Regions from separate parts of the Mus musculus genome. Here region 1 is linked to region 2. Evidence: chromatin loops called from intact Hi-C (ENCODE). Cell type or tissue: gastrocnemius. All regions are shown on one strand. Each heading gives the region's core, and the rest is flanking DNA. Links, peaks and the distances in the headings are about the cores only.

What was found. Hi-C counts contacts between places; a loop is a spot of excess contacts. Peaks named below come from ENCODE experiments on the same cell type or tissue, not always from the same donor. Only the 100,000 strongest peaks of a DNase experiment are listed, where the experiment ranks them.
Region 1: a loop joins it to region 2, with 5 times the contacts of the local background. A loop is called at or near these places in 18 of 42 quality-filtered maps.

What each region holds. Positions count from the first base shown.
Region 1 is chr4:121,035,980-121,046,199 of GRCm38, forward strand. Col9a2 (collagen, type IX, alpha 2) reads left to right here and starts at 3,587. Exons shown (of 32, transcript NM_007741.2): 1 at 3,587-3,807; 2 at 4,986-5,060; 3 at 6,315-6,350; 4 at 6,437-6,499; 5 at 7,717-7,770; 6 at 7,883-7,918; 7 at 8,016-8,039; 8 at 8,296-8,349; 9 at 8,686-8,739; 10 at 8,844-8,891; 11 at 9,020-9,076; 12 at 9,162-9,215; 13 at 9,505-9,558; 14 at 9,947-10,000; 1 more. The coding sequence starts at 3,736. In gastrocnemius, for the core only: a CTCF peak has its summit at 5,154 (motif pointing left); DNase peaks (open chromatin) are centred at 3,580, 4,069, 4,431, 5,143 and 1 more place; H3K4me3 peaks cover 1,034 bases; H3K27ac peaks cover 313 bases.
Region 2 is chr4:120,982,490-120,992,709 of GRCm38, forward strand. It overlaps Smap2 (small ArfGAP 2), which reads right to left. Exons shown (of 10, transcript NM_133716.3): 2 at 2,706-2,839; 3 at 618-703. Among named protein-coding and RNA genes, the nearest start is that of Mir7015, 14 kb to the left of the region's middle. In gastrocnemius, for the core only: a CTCF peak has its summit at 4,102 (motif pointing right); DNase peaks (open chromatin) are centred at 4,150 and 5,972.

The DNA.
Region 1 (10,220 bases), core at 1,069-9,068, 54 kb after region 2:
GTCCTGACTGCCTTCAATAAGTGGATTATGATGTAGAAGTGTAAGTTGAATAAACCCCTTTGTCCCCAAGATGCGTTTTGGTCTTGGTGTTTCAGCACAGCAATGGAAACCCTGACTAAGACAAACTGCAAACCAAATTCCATCTCTGTTCAAATAGGAAGCAACCCTGTAAGTACAACTTCAACTTGAAGTAATGAAAAGAAACCCTGCATTAAATCTGACAAAATGCAAAGGGGGCACCTGCCTTTCTTCTCTTTTCTCTCTGGACCTCATGGAAGACATTTCCATATCCTGTGGATTTGCTGTATCAAACCTGTCGCATCAGTCCTTTCTGGACTAGCCCCTGACTGACCCTGTGGCCTCTCATTGTCAGGCTTATATTTGAAGGGAAATTCCTGTGGTGGGCAGAGCATAAGAAGGAGTTCAAGGTCTGGGAATTTTCATCCTGGAGATGATATCAACTATCTTCCTCCTCCTCTTTTTCTTCTTCCTCCATTTTGAGATAAGGTCTCCTATGTAGCCCTGGCTGGCCTGAAACTCACTATATTCAGCCTAGGCTGGCCTGCAACTCACAGGGGTTCCTTGCTTCTGCCTGGAGAGTGCTGGGATTCAAAGTGTCAGCAACTATGCTTCAACTTTTTGCAGGGGGCGGGGGGGGGGGGTTAGGAGGGCAGTTAGGATCTCATGATTCCTAGATTGACCTTTAACATTGCTGCATATTCAAGACTGGCCTTGAACTATTGAGTCTTTTTTTTTTTAAGATAAACTACTTTATTGAAACTTTAACAGTTTTTAAAAATATTTTTAAAGATTCATGTATTTATTATATGTAAGTACACTGTAGCTGTCTTCAGACACTCCAGAAGAGGGAGCCAGATCTCGTTACGGATGGTTGTTTTTGTTTGTTTGGTTTTTGGTTTTTTGAGACAGGGTTTCTCTGTGTAGCCCTGGCTGTCCTGGAACTCACTTTGTAGACCAGGCTGGCCTTGAACTCAGAAATCCACTTGCCTCTGCTTCCCAAGTGCTGGGATTAAAGGCGTGCGCCACCACCGCCCGTTACGGATGGTTGTGAGCCACCATGTGGTTGCTGGGATTTGAACTCCGAACCTTTGGAAGAGCAGTCGGGTGCTCTTACCCACTGAGCCATCTCACCAGCCCAATTCTTTTTTATGTATATAACATTTTATTTATTTTGTGTGACATAATTTAAAATTATTATTTTATTTTATGTGTATGTACCATGCCTGCATGTATGTCTGTGTTTCACCTGGGTACCTGGTGCCCTAATAGATTAGAAGAGGGCATCCAACCCTGGAACTGGAGTTATGTGGGGAGCGGGTGTGGCGGCAGTCCCAAAGGCGCCAGGGACTGCAGCTAAGTCATATGACTTGCACCTGACTTCCTCATATAAGACACAAACATCTTGAGTGCTGCGAAGGTGTACCAGGATACAGGTGAATCCAATTTGGTGGAGATTTGCCCCTGCTGCCCTGATTAGCTGAAGCTGCGTGCCTGGTGAGGGGGCATGGCCTGCGGTGCGTGGATGAGAGAGAGTATAAAAAGGAGTGAGAGGCCCAGGGTTCGGGGGAGATATAAAAACAAGGGAGATATATAAACAAGGGAGATATAAAAACAAGGGAGATATAAAAACAAGGGAGATATAAACAAGGGAGATGTAAAAACAAGGGAGATATATAAACAAGGGAGATATAAAGAAAGAAGAAACAGGACTGAATAAACGTGTGCAGAAGGATCCTGCTGTGGCGTCGTTCTTGCTGGCGAGTTGGGGGCGCGCTCAACAGAGTTAGAAATGGTTATAGGCTGATATGTGGGTACTTGGTCCTCTGCAAGTGCAGCTGGTGCTCTTAACCACTGAGCCATCTCCCCGGCTTCATAACATACTTAAGAAAAGGAAATGTGGAGGGTGATTTTTACACGTGTTTATGTGTTTTGTGTATGTGCATGTGCTTATATGTTCACTGCATGTTTGCTGTTGCCCATGGAAGCCAGAAGAGAGCATTGGATTCTATGGAACAGGAGGTACAGGTAGTTGGGAGCCATCTGATGTGGGATGCAAATCCCCAAATTCTACAAAAGTAAGGAGTGCTTTTATCTGTGGAGCCATCTGTCCAGGCCTCCTCCTTGGCCAGGTCACTTGATTTGCTTGTGGTCAAGTTTCCATACTGGAGGCCAGTTGGATACCAAGAGCAAATGATACTGAGGGTCACAGCGCACTGCTGTCACATTAAGCAGCTGCCACCATCAGCTCCTTCAATCTTCAAGCAAATTCTTTAAGATAGGGACCATGTTGTTCCCAGTTACAGAGGAGGAAACTAAGACTTCATTTATGTCATGGAGGTGTCTGTGGTCATAACTGTGGTTAGTGGCTGCATGAGATCCACTGCCCTTAGCCAGTGAGTGGAAGAGAAGGAGAGGAGAAAGGGGCTCTGGACCGAGGTGACCAGACAGGTGGGTTTGGGGTGTTACTGAATAAAGTGGTGGCTGTTTCCATGAACTTGGGAGGTCAGTTGAAAGGGGGTGAGGGAGAAGTCTCTCCCAGTCCAGGAGACAGCAGCATGCAGGTGCCGCTGAGGAGAAAGACAATCGTGTCACTTGGCTGACAGTGGACCTCACACATGCAGGTGGTTCCACACGGTTAGATAGCCCAGGTCCATTTTAGTTTGTGTGACTATGCATTGTGGTGTTTGATAGTCTAAGGGACACTTTTCATAGAACATGTACTCCTCCTTAATATGTAATTGTAGGGATCTGGAGAGATGGCTCCCTGCTGAAGAGCTCGTGCTCTTCTTGCAAAAACCCAGGTTGTTGCCAGCACCCACGTAGGAGCTTACACCTTTCTACAACTCCAGTTCCAAGGATGTCTGGTCCCCCATGGGACAGGGTCATACCTGAGGGCAAAACACTCATTCGCATAGATAAAAACTTGTCTTCAAAGGATATAACTGTACAAGGTCACATGGGGTGGATGCCTGGTGGATGCTTGGGAGAGAAGACGTGAAGGACTGGCATTGCCAAGGGCAGATCCAAATGCTAACAGGATGCCTCAAGGATGGAAGATGTTCGGATCGCACTGGTCGATGGAAGCAGGGAGGCGAGAGGAAAGGGAAATTTAGAGGCCACAGACAACTCTAATGGAATTGATGGTGGAGGGGGAGAGAAGAGGCAGATGGGGAATTCCCGAGGTGGCAGATTCAAGAAAGATGTTGGTGTGTTTTAATATGGCAGGGACCTGATTGTTTGTGGAGAGGACTGAGCCAATTTAGAAAAGATGGAGTTGGTGGAGTCCTGGCCAGGTCTCCAGAACCTGAGATGGTTGAGGCTCTGGAGGATAAAGGACCCAGACAAGCTTGCCCGGGGAAAGGATGGGGCTGAGGGCCAGGAGGAAGGCTTTGATCTTGGAGGCAAGGAGGAAAGGGACTTCGAATGGACTTCTGCTCTTCACACAGAAAGTAGTCCCGTACCCCGAGATGCCCCCGGGACTTCCCAGCTGGGGCGTCTGGTCAAACTCAGAATGCAGACCCAGGGTGGGCACAGAAGATCCGCCCCTGACCGGGCGGAGCTGGACAGTTCCTCCCCACAGTGCTCTCAGGTGACAGGCCTGCAGGTCCCCGCCCCGGCCCGTCTAGCTGCGTTTTCGGGAGATCCAGTCCGAGGCTCCGAAAGCAGCCCCCGCCATCGGTGCTTGGACCCCCGCTCCAGAACCCGCTGTTCGCCATGACCGCCGTGCCCGCGCCCCGCAGCCTGTTCGTTCTCCTCCAGGTGCTGTGGCTCGCCCTGGCTCAGATCGTAAGTCCTGTCACTTCTCTGTCTCCGCCGTCCCTGGTGCAGAGCCTGGGTTTAGGATCCTGGAGTCTTTAGGACCTGTTCTAGTCTGTCCCTAGCCTGAGGGGCAGCTGAGGACAGAGCCGCTGGGGTGATGCATACCCGGCAAACCGCTCGCGGTGAAGGGAGATTGACTAGTCCGGGAACCAGAGGGACCTTGCCTCGGGATGCTTGGCCTTGCCTGGGACAGGCAGCGTCGAGCAGGAGATGGCGCGGGGGCCTGGCAGTGGAGAGAGCCCAGGTGGTGCGGAGACAATGGTGGCTATTCAGTCGACAGCGGAGCCTCCGCCCCCGGAGTCTCCTAAGGGACCCAGGCTCCAGCCAGACTTCCCTGTCGCCCCAATATGTCCGTTTCCTGACTGTGGGCTTCTGCCTCACTTCGCAGGGACAGCTGGGCCCTAGGAAAGAGATGCCCGGTTTAGGACCAAATGGGGATGCTGGGCCCGCTCACCAAGCAGTGCTAGTGTAGGGGTACAGTTCGCCTGTGAGGCGCCAGCCTGGCACATCTTAACCTGGGGAGGGCACCTGGCGCCAGCATCTGGCACGCGTGGACTTCCTGAGTCGGGGCTGGTTCGCTACCTTAGGGAGGATTGGGTGGGAAGAGTCCCAGCTTTCCTTCTTCTCTGAGGTCTCTTTACCTGCACCAGGGACGAGGGAGAGGTGCCAGTTCACCGCTATACCTGTTGTTGGTTAGAAAACAGCAATAGTTCGAACGGCCATCGTTGGCTAGGTGCCATCTTGCACATCATCTGTGATTTGAGCAAATGATGTCTTCATCTATTTCCTATCGTGACAGTGCAAAGACCGTGTGACCCAGGGGAAGAAGCCAGCCAACCTAGGGTGTAATCACGGTTTCAGCATTCACTTGCAGTGATCACGAGCCTTGAGTCTTTTTGTGTTTCCTCACCCTCTGCTTGTCACCCCTAATAGTACCCCCCCCCGAGTTCTGAGTAGTTCATAAAGTAACAGAGCATAATGGCACACAGTGCCTGACACACAGTAGCTGCTCAACAAACTCCCCATGAAGCACCATCTCCTTGGGGAGATGCTGCCCTAGTCACCTTTGCTCTCGGGGTCTCCAGCAGCCCCTGGGAGCCCAGTTCTGCGTACTGTCTGAGGGCTGCACTCTTGTGTATTTTCAGAGAGGTCCACCAGGGGAGCCGGGTCCTCCAGGGCCACCAGGGCCACCAGGAGTGCCTGGTTCAGATGGCATCGACGTGAGTATCTAACTTCAGACTTGAGAGGAAGCAGGGCTATCCACAAAGGAGAACTTTATGAGCGCAGGGGTGGGGATGCCTGGAAGTTTAGCGCCCCCTGTTGCCAGCAGGCGGTGCCTGCAGAGACCACAAGGAGTCTGTTTGTTCAGAGAAAACCCCAAACCAGCCTTGAAATGTGGGAGTCTGTCAAAACCACCCAGCAACAAGGGCCTGCTGTTCTGCTGTTGGCCTCGGCTCACAGCGTGTCCTTATCCCCCTCCCTCTCTTCCTCCTCTTCGTGCTGTCCCCTGACACACTACATGCCTCTTTAAGGTAGCTGGAGAACCTCGTGTAGACTGGCTGAGCAGCTTGGGACCACACTCCTGTCTCTCCCTTTTGCTTTTAGCTCCCCTGTTTAGAATCAGCTGGGCTTGTCTTCTGCTCTCCCAGTGTGCTGAGGGTTAACCACCTCATTCTGGAAGCTCCCCCAGGAGGTCGGCTGGATGTTTACGGTTTGGACAGACTTCTATTCAGTCTGGTGCCCCCACCCCCAAACGCAGGGCGCTGGGCCCCAGCCAGGCTCTTGCTGCAGGCTGCGGAATGCCTGGGGGCCTCTCTGGGGCTAAATCTGACTCCACGGCCCTGCCCGGCTCCTACCAAGGGTCCTTTGTCACACGGAAAAGAGACCTTTCTTAAGAACATTTTGAATCTACCCCCAAGTTGGCCCCCTTGATCCTTGCTCTGTCCTGAGTCTCTGGTTTTCCTGACTGAAAGCCACAGTCCCCTTTCAGATTTCTCTAAAAAGCTTTATTATTTATTTATTTATTTATTTATTTATTTTATTTTTGTCATTTGCTTTATTTCTCCCGGTTAACCAGAAACCCAGGGACTTCACAGCATACCTAGAATCTACTTGATTAAATGCCCCTCTCAGCTGGCTGGATTAGTGTTGATGCACTTTTATTTTGTTTTGTTTTAATTTAGTTTAATTTAATGTAGATAAGGTCTCTTTATGTAACCCTGGCTGTCCTGAAATTTGCTGTTAGACTAGGCTGGCCTTGAACTTACAGACTTATATATACCTCTAGAAGCCTCCTGAGTTCTGGAACTGAAGGCCTGCGTACAGCTGAATTTTGTTTTGAGCAAAGGGAGCTGTTTTTTAAAAAGTGCAAGTTTCAGCACAAAAGAGAGAGGAGAAAGCTCTTTGGGGCCACCCAGCCAGGCTTGTCCACACAATGTCTTAGGGAAGCATGTCTCACGGCTTGTGTCTTGCAGGGTGACAAGGGGCCTCCAGGTAAAGTTGGTCCTCCGGTGAGTACTTTTTTTTTTCTTTGACCTTTGATGGTTCCGCTACTTTCTCTCCTCTGACTAACATCTGTTCTGCTTCTAATTTCAAGGGATCCAAAGGAGAGCCTGGCAAACCTGGCCCAGATGGTCCAGATGGGAAACCTGGCATTGATGTGAGTACCCCAGGCTGGGAAGAGTCTGATTCTGCCTTTGTTCACACATGTTCTGGTCAGAAGGGTAGCAAGATGTCGGCTCTATAGCCAGTCAGGCCTCTTCATTTGATACAACCGTGACCTCACTCTTGTCTCATATCTACCCTGTTGGAAGCCTTGGATCTCCGGCAGCTAGGAGCCAGAGTGAGGCTTTGCTTTCTGCGAGGACCAGGATTGTCTGCAGGTGTGGGTGGAGACTTAGACTCACATTTCTGGCCTCTAGGAATTATACTGCCTTTCTGTGGCCTGTCCGCATCCCTCCCACCCCCCAGCTGTCACCCCAAACCCATTGCTTTGCTTTTCCATCTGCAGCTCTGGCACAGCTGGGGGGGGGGCACCATTACAGGGTCCCCAGGGACCTCAAAGCCACACATTCCTGAGGACAGTTTTAGGGAGGTGGGACTGGTTAATTAATGGGAGTACTCCTCACCCACACCCCACTGAGATTGTAAAGCTCACTGCCTCTTTCCCAGTGGCCCAGAGAGGTGGGTGTGTTCATTTATTTGCAAATGAGAAAATGATGAAGGCTTTCTGGAGTTACGAAGAGCAGACACGAGAGCACCTCACCAGTCCAGACTCTTGTCTGAGTACCTAGACTCCAACTATGAGGAGTGAGGCTGAGCCTGCAGGTGTTTGAGTCTTCATTTCTAGTCTCTCAAAGGAGGGCAATTGCCTTGAGACTGGAGCTCTGTGGCAGTGGGGCAGCATCACAATTAGGCACATCTGTAATTTCAGTACTCGAGGGTGGGGGTGGTGGGGTGGGTGGTGGGTGGGAAGGAGTCAGAAGTTCAAGGTCACCCTAGGGTACTCAGTGAACTGGGAGCTACTATCTCAACAACACAACAAAAGGATAATTGCAAGGCATGGTGGCACATGCTTTTAATCCCAGGACGGATCTCTTTGAGTTTGAGGCCAGCCTGGTCCATATAACAAGATCCAAGGCTAGCCTAGGCTGGACATAATGAGACTCTGTCTTAAAATAAATAAATAAATAAAAAGAATAATTGTTTTGCCTGCCTCCCTGGATTCCTAAGTAAACCAGAGAAAGAGAACGAGGAAGGTATGGTCCCCAGGCCTTCATCCGGTGTGGAAGCCTAAGGACTCCCCTAGACTCGCCTTGCCCTGTGCATTAAGGGCAGGCTGCACCTCAATGATCCTACCATCTCTCTCTTCCCCAGGGTTTAATGGGAGCCAAGGGAGAGCCTGGTCCCGTGGGGACCCCTGGAGTCAAGGTGCGTGCTCACTGACGACACACTAAGGCCAGAGCTTGGAGGAGCTACAGGAGAGGGAAGTATGGATTCTAGAAGGCTCTAGCCGCTGACTTCTCTCTCATTACTCCTGCAGGGCCAGCCTGGGCTCCCAGGGCCCCCTGGCCTGCCGGTGAGTGCCATGCACAAGGGGGTGGAGAGGCCCTCTAGGGGTTGGGAGGACTTGCAGAGGGGAGCCATTAATCTGATTTCCTCTTCCTCCGTCACAGGGCCCTGGTTTTGCTGGACCTCCCGTAAGTTCTGAGGGGCAGGGTACTCAGAGACTGGGGAAAGAGGGCAGTCCTCATCATGAGAAATGACCAGCATGTTGTGTTGGTGTCAAGAGTGGGCCAGTGTGAGTCTGGGATAGCCTGGTCCTTACAGCCTCATAAGCTCTGTCTGCTGGGAGTTGTTTAAGTAGTCACAGTGAAGAAACTTTTGTCCCTACCTTTCCATCTAAGGTGGCTGACCTTGTGAGGCATCTGGGACAGCCATCTCTTTGCCCCACAGGGACCCCCTGGACCTGTTGGCCTCCCTGGTGAGATTGGAACCCCAGGCCCCAAGGTGAGCCTCTGTCACCCTTTAACTCTGCCCCTTGCCGTGCACACCTAAGCTGGCAGTCTGGGTCAGGCTTTCTGGGAGTTTCCGGCCCACGAAGAACTCTTCCAGGCTTGGGGCAGAACCTCTCCTGCTGAACCCGGGATTGTGGCAAGTCTTCTTGGGAGGCTCAGGGCTGGTGCTGCCCGCTAGTTTCCTGGATCTCCTTACTGTGGCAGCTTTCTGGGGGTGCCCTAAAGAGTGGTGTGGATGGGACAGTGCTAGGAAGTGGGACGGGGGGGGGGGAGAGAAAGGACAAACGAGGTCCCAGCAGGATGAAATTTGGGCTCTTCTTGCCTCCAGGGGGATCCAGGACCAGAGGGACCATCAGGGCCCCCAGGGCCCCCTGGGAAACCAGTAAGTGTCTTCAACTCTCTTGAATTGGCTACATGTTCCTGAGGAAGTGGCTTGCCGTGGGGATGGATCAGGTCAGGTCTCATCCTTATCACATCTCCTCTCAGGGCCGACCAGGAACCATCCAGGGCTTGGAAGGGAGTGCGGATTTCTTGGTGAGAAATGGGGTCTGGAGAAATTGACAGGGGTTTTCCGTGAGAGACGGGAGGGGGTTTGGGGAAGCATTGCTCAGCTGGCCTTGACCAGCAAGAAACCTCAAGGCCTTATAGGATTTTCTTTCCAGTGTCCAACCAACTGTCCAGCTGGTGTGAAGGGTCCTCAGGGTTTGCAAGGAGTGAAGGTAAAAGGGTGGCTTTTCCCGGGAGGGAGGGTAGAGCAGGCACTTGGAGGGAGCCTGGGGCTGACGAATCCACTCTTCCTTTTAGGGTCATCCAGGCAAACGGGGGATTCTGGGTGATCCTGGTCGCCAGGGGAAGCCAGTGAGTATGAGAACTAAGGGCCAGGGATGAGGACAAGGATTAAAGGGAGACAATCCTACAGAGATCTGCCTCCTTCTTCATCCCTTCCTCTGTCCTATGGGTTCAAGGGGGCAGATCCCTGTGCTGAGGGGCAGGAGGCCACTGGGTCTCTTATTGAGTCCCTTTTTCATGTGGTGTGGGACTTCGTGGTTTCTAGTTGACCATTTCTGGTTGTCTGTGTTGGAAAGGTTGTTGATATCTGTTTGTCTTGTGTTCGCCTGTTAGTCTGACTGCTCTTCCTTGCTCTTAGGGTCCCAAGGGAGATGTGGGTGCCTCTGGAGAGCAAGGCATCCCTGGACCACCGGTAAGAAGCACCCCACTCTCATGCCCCCTATCATCTTGGGAGCCCTTTAATGCAACCATTCACCTGCTTTGGCCTCTAACTTCTAAAGATATCAGTGTCTGGCTGGGGTACTTGGATCCGTTGAAAGACAGGCTGGCTGTAGGAATAAGGAGGACAGGACCAAGGTTGCCCACCAGAAGGCCAGGCTAAGGTCCAGGCTTGCCACTGTTTCTTTAAATGCTCTGTTTCTTCTCTACATCTGAGCAGCTTTGTACTGTGCAGGAGATAGGGACACTCTGCCCATTTTAAAGGAGCATCGTGAGAGGTGGGATCAGAAAAGGCATAAGTGAGTTGGGCCTCGCAGCTGTCTCCACCGTCATTTGTTTGTTTGTTTGTTTGTTTTTGATAGGGCCCCCAAGGCATCAGGGGCTACCCGGGCATGGCAGGACCCAAGGGAGAGATGGTGAGTCTGTGGGGGCTGTGAAGGAGTTGCTGTGGCTTCTGGGATCTGAAGTCCATCTAGGACTGATCTGCAATCTTTCCTCTTCCCCAGGGTCCTCGTGGCTATAAAGGCATGGTGGGCTCCATCGGGGCTGCTGGGCCACCGGTAAGCCTGCTTCTGTCTCTAGGCCCTACAGTGGAGGTCTATGGCTTCAAACTGGGTGCTGGTCTTCATGGGCTCA
Region 2 (10,220 bases), core at 1,057-9,056:
TTTTAAGGCCCTTGATCAACAGACTTCAAAGGCACCTAAAAGTCTCTCAAAAATAAACTTAGGCTCTGCTGCCAGACTCTGACTGACACATCTCTTTCTCATAACAGGTCCCACCAACATCAAACCCTAAAAAGGTAGTCTGCAAAGTTCCTTGAGAAACACTACCTTCAAATGGGCTTGCTCTGTGTCTGTCAGCCCGGGCTGAGGGAATGGAGGAAGAGCAATATTGATAAACCAGTCAAAGTCAATACTTTTATACAAGATATTTACAAAGCAGTGCCACTTTTGCCAATTGCCAGGGTTCAATAGAGCACAGTAAGCCATTCTTCTTGTCAAACAATAGTGTCAGAGATTCAAACTATTGGAGCTGTCACTCTTTGGAAGGACTCACAGTAAAGTCACTGCAGCCCTAATTCCCTAGCTTTTCCTACTTGATGCTAGGTGCTAGTCCCAATGTCAGCACATAAGCACGTTTTTGTTTTGGTTGCAGTAGAGAGAAAAACCAAAGTCTTGGGCTAATTCATACAGAGATGGCACAGTCTTATCTCAGGCCTTGAAGGTCTCCTGGCTCTTCCCAAACATCAAAACTGCACTCAGCTATCACTCCAAAAAGATACGGGTCTATCTGAGGTCGCCGAAAGGTCTCGGGAAGGTAGGCTTCATAGAGTCGGTTTGCTTTTCCATTCCCCATCTCTTGCATGCACTGCAATGAAAGACAACGAAGAGACAGGAGGTGAGTCCAGGAGGTGCCCTCATCCAGCCCAGTCCTCCCACTGTGCAGATGAAGAGTCAGCTTCAGAGAGTGACACAAGCAAGGCTTAAACTTGTGGGTTCTGTTTCCCAACATTTGGTCCCCCCCACAGCTTTTTCCTCTCCACAGGTCTGTGCAGCCAGAAAAGGACATCTAATTCCCTGGGACTTGATAGCCTCTGATTCCCTCAGGTTTGGTTTGGTTTTGTTTCTAATTGAAAGCTGTGTCTAAAAGACACAAATAATTCAGGAATAATTCATTTGAAAACCCAAGCTACATTGCTATCCATCAGATTTCTACAAGACCAGCACTAACAGGTAGTATAAATTCTAAGTTAATACAAGTTTTTTCTTTTGGCAGTGCTGATACTAGAACTCGGGGCCTTGTACCTGGTAAACAACTGTTATACCACTGAGCTATACCCTCAGCCCTTCTAAACTTATACTTTTATCTAACTTACTTAGTTGTGTTATGAATAAGTGTATTTTCCATTTAGCATTTAAATAGTCCTCCATGCAGGTTAGTTTTAGTTGTCAGCTTGATACAATGCAGAATCACCCGGGAAAGGAGTGGCAGCTGAGGCGTTATGTAGACCTGACTGACCTGTGGGCATGACTGTGGAGAAGGGTCCTGATTGTTAATTGATGTAGGAAGACCCAGCCCGTTGTGGGCAGTACCATTCCCTAGGCAGAAGTCTCTGAACAGCACTAAGATAGGCGAAAGCCAGCAGAGAGCAGCATGGATTTGCTTCTCCCTCCTCTGCATGTTGTGTGATGGGACAAACTACTCAGATTCCTGCCTGGACTCACCCAGAATAGTAACCTATTGTAACCTAGAGCCTTCCTCATTTGTGTTGCTTTTGGTCAAGGTATTTTATCACAGCAATAGAAATGAAACTAGGAAAAAAATATGTCACTCACCATTTTAGAGCTATAATGGTCTGTAAGTACAGTCTGAGATCATTTCTAACACAATAAGACCTCTTCCAACACAAATGAAACAAAACCTCCTATTCCCACCATTAACTTTAGCAAGTGGTTTTCTTTATATCCTCCTTCCTTAATACCCCTCCCCCTCTCCCATACACACACACCAAAAAAAGGGAGGAAAAAAACCCTTCAAAAAAGGGTTTCAACATAGGAAAGAAAATAAAGAACAATTAGTTACACTAAAAGGCTCTTGGGTAGCATCAGTTTATGTATCACCACCAGGCCACCAAGCTGACAGGAAGCTAGATTTACACATGCATTTTAGCAACATAACATTATGCTAAAGCTGGAATCATAGCTCAGGGGCACAGCTTAGAGTTTCTGCCTAGTGTATGTGAGGCCCTCGCTCAATCTCTAAACAAGGAAGAAAATGAGTAGTCTATGGTTTGAAAGTTGGTTTGTTCTTTTTAATACTGGGGATCAAAACCAGCAAGCTTCCTACAGGTTAGGTGAACGCTCCCTCACTGGGCTATACCCTTAGCTCAGAAAGTGTTTTTTGTGGTTTTGTGTTTTAAATGGCTGCCTACATACATCTAAAACTACAAGTGTTGTATCGGTAACTGCCAAAGGTCCCACCATCTTAAAAGAATAATAATTTTACTAATAGAAAAACACACCTATAATCTCAGTTCTTGGGAGGCTAAGGTAAGTACAGAAAGAGTTAGAGGCTTGCTTGTCACAAAACAACAAGAAAAATAAAATTTTGCTGGGTACAGTGGCACATGCTCTTAATTCTAGCTCTCAGAGGGTAAAGCAAGGAGATCTCTATGAGTTCCAGGCCACCCAGTGAGACCCTGTCCCAAATAAGTAAATAAATACAATAAAAATTAGAATTTGACAAACGTGTTTGACAACTATTAAGTTTTCCTTCTCCTTTTTCTTCACCTTCATGATCAATTTAGCATTCAACCTGAAACTGCTCTTACATGGGTACAAGAGAAGCTGGCTAAAGGCTGTGCTGGTACCTGAATCTGTTCTTGAGTCCACTGGTCGAGGTTCACTGATTTTACCCTGGATATATGCACCCCCAAATTCCTGTGGATCCCAGCACACCGAATGCAGATGAACACCCCGATGTTCCAGGAGGCCCATCTCGGCCCTGTGGAGAGCGAGACAGGACAGATTATGAGAATGCTCGTCTGTGCTACTTAGATTATCAAGCAGCATTTTGGCTAAAACCAAATGAGATTTTACTGCAATTACCCTTTTTACTGACTTTATTCATTCCTGTAGATCAACATTTATTTGACTTTCAGCTTAAACTCTGAGTATACAGTACAGAGGTTCCCAGGGCAGTCACACCGCTGCATGGTGATCACCACTCTAAATCCAGAAGTTTTATCACTCAAATCCCAAACCTACTAGTAGGTACTCTGTATCCCTGCTCCCCACCGGCCCTTAGCGCCCAGTCCCTGGCAATCACAGGTCTACTTTCTGCCTAGGACTTGCCAGTTTCAGACATCTAATATACATGGAACTATGTAACGTGAAGGCACAAGACATGCTTTTAGTGTCTAATCAGTGCTAAAATACATGTCATAGTACTTTGTCACTTGTATGAAGAAAACTCCCAGGAGAGTGGTGGAAAGCCACATCTAAGTCTCTCTAACCTGGCACCTTACACCAACAGTGGAAGATGCTGTAAAGGTGAGGGGCCTGGATTCAGCTTTCTTCCTAGGAAAAAGGATACATGCATTGCAGGCCAGCCAGGCTCATGCTGAAACTGAAAACGCTGGTATCCTCTCCTTCCTCCAGCCTATAAAATATGCATCCACATTAACCTAACAAGATCCCTAAGCCGGGCTGATGTCCCTACTTTACCCAACTACAGAATTATCTAGATTCAGAATTGCCAGATAATGTAGTTACCTGAAAGCTTATTAGTACAAAGAGAAATCTCACACATGAGTTTAAAAAAAGGTATAGAATCTCCTATCCCCTGACAGTTCTCTTTACCCTAATAATACCTCCGCAAAATCTCCAAACTGTTTCTCATAATTTTATATGGGGGGAAAAAGACTTATATGACAGTTACCAAGACTGACTGAAAAATCTGACGTGGTTCCTTCTCCACCGTTCCTCAGAAACTAATGACATGGATTCAGCACAGTATCACAATTAGAGGTTGAAGTGATGCCAATGCTGCTGGCTTTCTACAGAGATTAGCAGGCCTGTGCTTGGAATAAGAAAGTTGCCCAGCCTGAGATATTTGACAGCAGTATTGATAAACAAATGCTAGAGTCTCGTGGGAACTCTTAGAAATCTGAATCCATAATTATTATTAGAAAGAGACTATTTTGATTCAGGTAAAGTCCATTATGGCAAAATACAGAATGACAGGAGGTGCAAGTCTTCCTCGTCACCACCAGGGGGTGCTCTCTGCTTGGAAGTTTATTGCTATTTTCACTGGTTCAGGTTTTTATCTTCTGAAAGATCTTCAATCTCTCTAGTCCCTAGCTGACTGCGCAGTCTCCCACAGACTCCGAGACACACAACGCCTCACATACTTGTTCCTGGTAGTGGGGTGTCATACAGCTGCAAAAGGAAAGAGCCAAACCAACGTGAAGGAGGTTTCTCATGGTGTGAATTTCTGGTTTTGTTTCTACCCTATGATCTTTACATTTTTTAATGGGATCAACCAAATAAATATCAATTATTTCATACTTCTTTGGCATTTTTTCTGTGTTCTAGATTCGAGAGTCTTGAAATCGAGATAGCTAAGATGAGGCCAGTGAGATAGCTCCACAGGTCATGGCACTTGCCACCGAGGCTGGTGACCTGAATACAATCCTAGAATCTACACAGAAGGACAGAATGAATTCTCACAAGCTGTCCTCTGGTCTCCACACATGCAATAGGACCCCACCACACAAACAACACAACACACACACAATGAATAAATATAAATAAGCAAGCAAACAAACTTAATAAAATTTTTGGAAAGAAGTTAGCTATGGAAGATTAGGCTATCTACATTCTGGGTCTAAGTCAAGAGAAAGCAGTCTACAGTCACCTAAGATACCAGCATCACTGTGGGATCTCCAGACACTTACAGTCTTAAAAGTCTTCCTGCCCTGAGTCTACACACTTGCAAAGACCCCAGAGTAGAAATACAGGCAACTACCTTTTCATAAGCAGCCAGGTGACAGCCTCCCTTCCTCTCCCACCCCCACAGTCTTCCCTCCCAGCATCCCTCCCACACTTCGCCAGTGAGATGGTGACACTTCTCATTTCTACCTTACTCGGTCTCTCTCCCTCACCTGACCTCCCTGAACCTGAGTCTAAACCAATGACCTCATGCATTCCAGGCTAAAGCTCAACCACAGCCCTTCAACCTGAGTTCTCTTTCAGTTTTGAGCAACTAGACTTATAACAGTCACCAACTACACAACCCATAAGAGTCCGTGAAACCAAGGAAGAAAAAAAAAGTTACTTATGGGCTAGGAGTGGAGCTCAGTAGTAAAGCCCTTGCCTAATACGCTAGACTTTGGGCCTCAAGCTTCAACACGTTCCCCTAGTTTATATGGCTGAAAATGTGGGGAAATGGTATAGTTATTAAAAGTATAGTCTGTGAAGTCAGAAAAGACTGCGGCTCCATCAGTGATTACCAATATGACCTTGAGAAACTTGTACTTCCCAGGCTTCAGTTTCTCCATCTATAAAATGTGTTTTATAACACCTACGTCAAATTGCCTAAACAGAGAGAACAACAATAAGTAGCGCCTGCACATAAGAACACGATACAGGAGGATTCCAGGACACACTTCCCATCAATCTCCACCGAAGGACCAGTAAACAGACTCACGCATGTCGCCCCAACGCTGTCCAATACTTCAGGATGTTGGGGGTGCTGTTTGTTGTGCTTTTTCCCATTTTGAGACAAGATCTCACTATGTAGCCGTCATTAACCTCTAACCTGTAGCAATTCCTCCTCCTCTGCTTCTGCAGGTGTGGGATTATAGGCCTGTACCAAGTCCTGGCTTTCTCCACTCCCTTTATTTTAAAATAAAATTTATTATATGTGTTTTATGAGATGCATGGTAAAATACACAAAAATGGTTACTACAGTAGAATGGAACCATTCAGTGATGCAAGAAACACAAAATTTTAAACAACTTTATTTCCTCCAAAATAGTCCAAAGCATATAACTTAACCGCCCTGGCTGCGATCCTCTGCACGCAATCCTTGTCCTTGTGCCAGCATGTGCTAGCACTCATACACAGATGTCCAAGCTGCCAGCTTGGATGGGGGATGCTCAGATTCCACAGTGCTTGACATCACTGCTGCAAGGCCTTGCAGCATCTGCTTACACCTGGTGATCCTGCAACTCTCCCAGAGACATCATCCTGAAACTAAGCCTGGAAAGAGGTGATGCAAAGTAATGTTCTCAACGGTTCTGGACGCAAAAGGAGTCTGCGGAGCACACGCCACAGGAGCTACAGCACAGGTTCTGGAGGTACTGCCTACTTCACACTGACAGGAGTCGTTCTGCGATGAAGAACTCATGAAAACAAAGAAAGCAGGTAGATTTGGTTGATCAATTTTAAAAAATCAAGTGTAAAATATATCCACCTAGTAAGGAAAAATCTGGGCTTATACACACTGCACACACACACTCTGATGCCTGAGAGCTGGTGGAAAGCATGCAAGCAATGTCCAGCTTGTACTCCACTCTGGACAGCACTAAACCCTGAATACCTGCTGCAGCCACTGCAGCTTGTCACTGACCCCATGCCCACCAGAGCTACCAGGGTTAACAGGGACGTGCGAAGCAAGAATCTCTTCATTTTCTGTCTAGCCCTATTCGGTGTACCCAGAAACTTCCTGAATCTATCCATTTCCTTTCTTTAAAAAAAGATTTATTTAGCCGGGCGGTGGTGGCGCACGCCTTTAATCCCAGCACTTGGGAGGCAGAGGCAGGTGGATTTCTGAGTTTGAGGCCAGCCTAGTCTACAGAGTGAGTTCCAGGACAGCCAGGGCTACACAGAGAAACCCTGTCTTCAAACAAACAAGCAAACAAACAAACAAACAAAAAGATTTATTTATTTTCATTTTATGTGTATGAGCGTTTTGCCTACATGTATTTAGGGATACTGTATGTGTGCCTGGTACCTGTGAAGGCCAGAAGAGGGTGCCCTTTTCCCTGGGACCCATCTTAGGGATGGTTGTAATCTACCATGTGGGTGCTGGGAACTAAACCTCAGTCCTCTACAAAAGCAGTAAGTGCTCCTAACCACTAAGTCATCTCTCCAGTCCCCCTCTGTTTTTTAAAGACAGGGTGTCTTTGTCACCCCAAACAGCTTTAAATTCACTGTGTAGTTAACGATGCTTCCCAAGTGCTGGTATCACATGTGTATACTACCACCCTAGGTTTTATGTGGTGGTATGCACCACACCCAGGCCTCTGTGACTGCTAGGCAAGCACTCCATCAAATGAACTACCCTCTGCTCCAGAAGCTACGTCTACCTAGACCGTCTCATCTCTCACCTGCAAGCACTCATTCTCCTAGCAATATTATGCACTACCTAGGTAGGCCTAGGTACTAAGGATACAAAGGCAGAGCTTCTATCAGTCCTGGGCATTGAACCTAGCACCCCAGACAGACTGGACAAGTATTCTATCTCTAAGCTACACTACCAGACCAATAACAAATCGGCCCCCAGAATAATCTCTAAAATCCAAGTCTGTACAGGTCAGACTTCTGACTATCGTCTTCCATGGAGTTTCCTACATTGAGGTAAAAATGTAAACTGGTGTGAATGTCACGCATATGTGTTGTACATGTCTCCAAGGGCCTTTTAATTTATTATTACTCTTTTATTGTTTTGTTATTTTTGAGACAGATCTTGTTATATAGCCCTTGGTGGACTGGTACTTGCTGTGTAACACAAGCCTCTTGCCTTGGCTTCTTGAGTCCTGAGATTAGAGGTGTGTACCAACTACCTATCCTCCAAGGTCCTGTGTATCTTCCCATGGCTAGACTCAACCCAGCTTTCTCTCATGCCCTCAAGGCACCAGTCTGTCCTGTCTGAAGGCTTTGTACCTGCTGTTGCCAAAGCCCAAAGGCTTTCCCTGACCACCAGTCACCACTGTTCACATATCACACTGTTTCACATAACATGTTTTCTGCCTGTTGTGCTGGGTACAGCTCAGCAGCAGTGTCTGCCTCAGAGCTGGGAGGCCCGGGTTCCTTGGTTATAAATCTGCACTAGTTCATAGTCCTCCTGTCTCTTCCTTTTCATCTTACATCTTATTTTAGGAAATGTCAACTACACAAAAGCAGAGCATTATTAACCACCAGCTTCAGCGATTCCAGCCCACATCTCCATCCACAAACCTCATATCAAATAGATCAACTGAAAGAAGTATATAAACCCCAACACCTTTCTACCTGAGCATATCTCAGCCTACATCTTTAAAACAGTAGTGTTTTGGGCTTTTTTTTTTTAAGTGCTATGAGCTTGATCCTTTGTGTTTTCTAACTTATACTGTGCTTGTTGTTATGTACTTATGATTGTGATTGTTCCACATTTCTTCCTGCCAAACTATAAGTGTCACAAGAGTTGAAGTCACTCACTGTCATCCTTAGGGCATAGCATAGCTCCCTGCACATAGTATAGAAGCAGAATTTTTTTTAAAGCACATTTAAAGGTAAATAAATCCAGGGCTGAAGAGATAGCTCAGTGGTTAAGGTCACTGGCTGCTCTTCCAGAGGTCCTGAGTTCAATTCCCAGCATCCACATGGTGGCTCACAACCATGTGTAATGTAATGTGACCTGATGTCCTCTTCTGGTATGCTGGTATACATGCAGATAGAATACTCATATTCTAAAATATTCTAAAATAAATAAATGTATCAAGGGAAAAGCAGGTAGGATACAATTGTTAAACTGTTCATTACTGTTAGGCGTGCTGGCACATACCTGTATCCCAGTACCTGAATTCAGGGCCAGCCTGGGTTACATAGTGAGACCAGGCTCCCTCCCCCACTCCTCAAAAAAGTTTATTATTACATTTTCTATTTCTTTATTTAGGATTAAGAAACAAAACAAAACAAAACAAAAAACTAGGGTCTCAAACTTTAGCCCAACTGGCCGAGACCTCACAGGGCACTGCTGTGTCGGCCCCTCAGGTACTGACACTATGAGTCACTTTACCTGACTTAGTGTTGCTTTCTAAAAACTACAAACTATATTGGTAGACTACATAAAGGAATTATCAAATGTTTAGCTCTCTGCTTGATACAGAAATAGTTCTGTTCTGTTGAGTGTGGTAGTGCACACTTCTAATCCCAGTGTTGAGGCAGTGGATTTCTGGAAGTTCAAGGCCAGCCTGGTCTACTTAGTTCAAGATCAGAGCTACATTTGACCTTACTCAAAAAACAAAAAGGAAAGAAAAAAAATAAAGATGAGAACTACTTCTATGATACATTGAATTTTAAAATTCAGTATTAAAACCGTGTAAGAATCTATTCTAATATTGCTATCCAGGAAAAGTATCCAAAGTACACACTAAATAGCTCTGAGAAGTGGGATCAAATGTTTTCTTTTAACTCAGCCTATCAGTAAAAGGACACAGTAGTTTCAACATGCAGAGCAGTCACAGGAGAGGGATGGGCTAACTCTGATGAGGCGCCAGAGAACTGCACCCGTGAGGAGATGGTGGTTGTAGCACGCTCTGGAAAGAACTTTCTAACAATCAAGTTGTATGAAAACAAATGCAGCGTATTCAGAAACGGTTAAGTCCCACCAGGGGCAGAGGCTAGGATCAGCTCTCGGGAATGGCAGAGAATGAGCCTGTGTGGTAAAGTCAGTGACCAGGCGAACAGTGAAGCTTCCATCCTGTCCACTGTTAAAACTCTAGCAGATAATTTGGAGGTGATCTCTTTTCCTGTGATGAGAACTGCAGCTTGAGCCTCACACATGCTAGGCCAGGGCTCTACCACTGAGCTACCCTCCCCGCACTGTAGGTGAATTTGGGGAGGGGTGGAGGTGAGGGGCTCCTTTCCTATGTTAGTCCCTTTCTTGTCACTATGACATTGTCATTGTTTGTCAAGAACGTAACAATTTAGGGAGGAATGATTTATTCTGACTCACAGGTTCAGATTTTAGCCACCATGGTGAAAAGAAAACAGCACACTTCACCACAATGGTTAGGAAGGATAGAGGGAATGCTTGCACTAGACAGCCTCCATTCTATCTGGGCCCACAGCCTCTGGGACAGTGCTACACACATGCAGCGTCTCCCTTCTTTAGTTAATCTTCTCTAAGCTTTACTAATACCCTAGCTACTCCATTCAGACTGAGAAGATTAACTTCATGCTTCTTGACTATCATTCAATGGCTTTTAAAAATGCCAGATGTGGCTGTAAAATGGCTCAGCAGGTAAAGGCACTTGTTGCTAAGTCTGATGAGAAACCCACATAGTGGAAGGAGAGCTAACTTCTTCTAGTTGTCTTCTATCTTGATATGTGTGCCA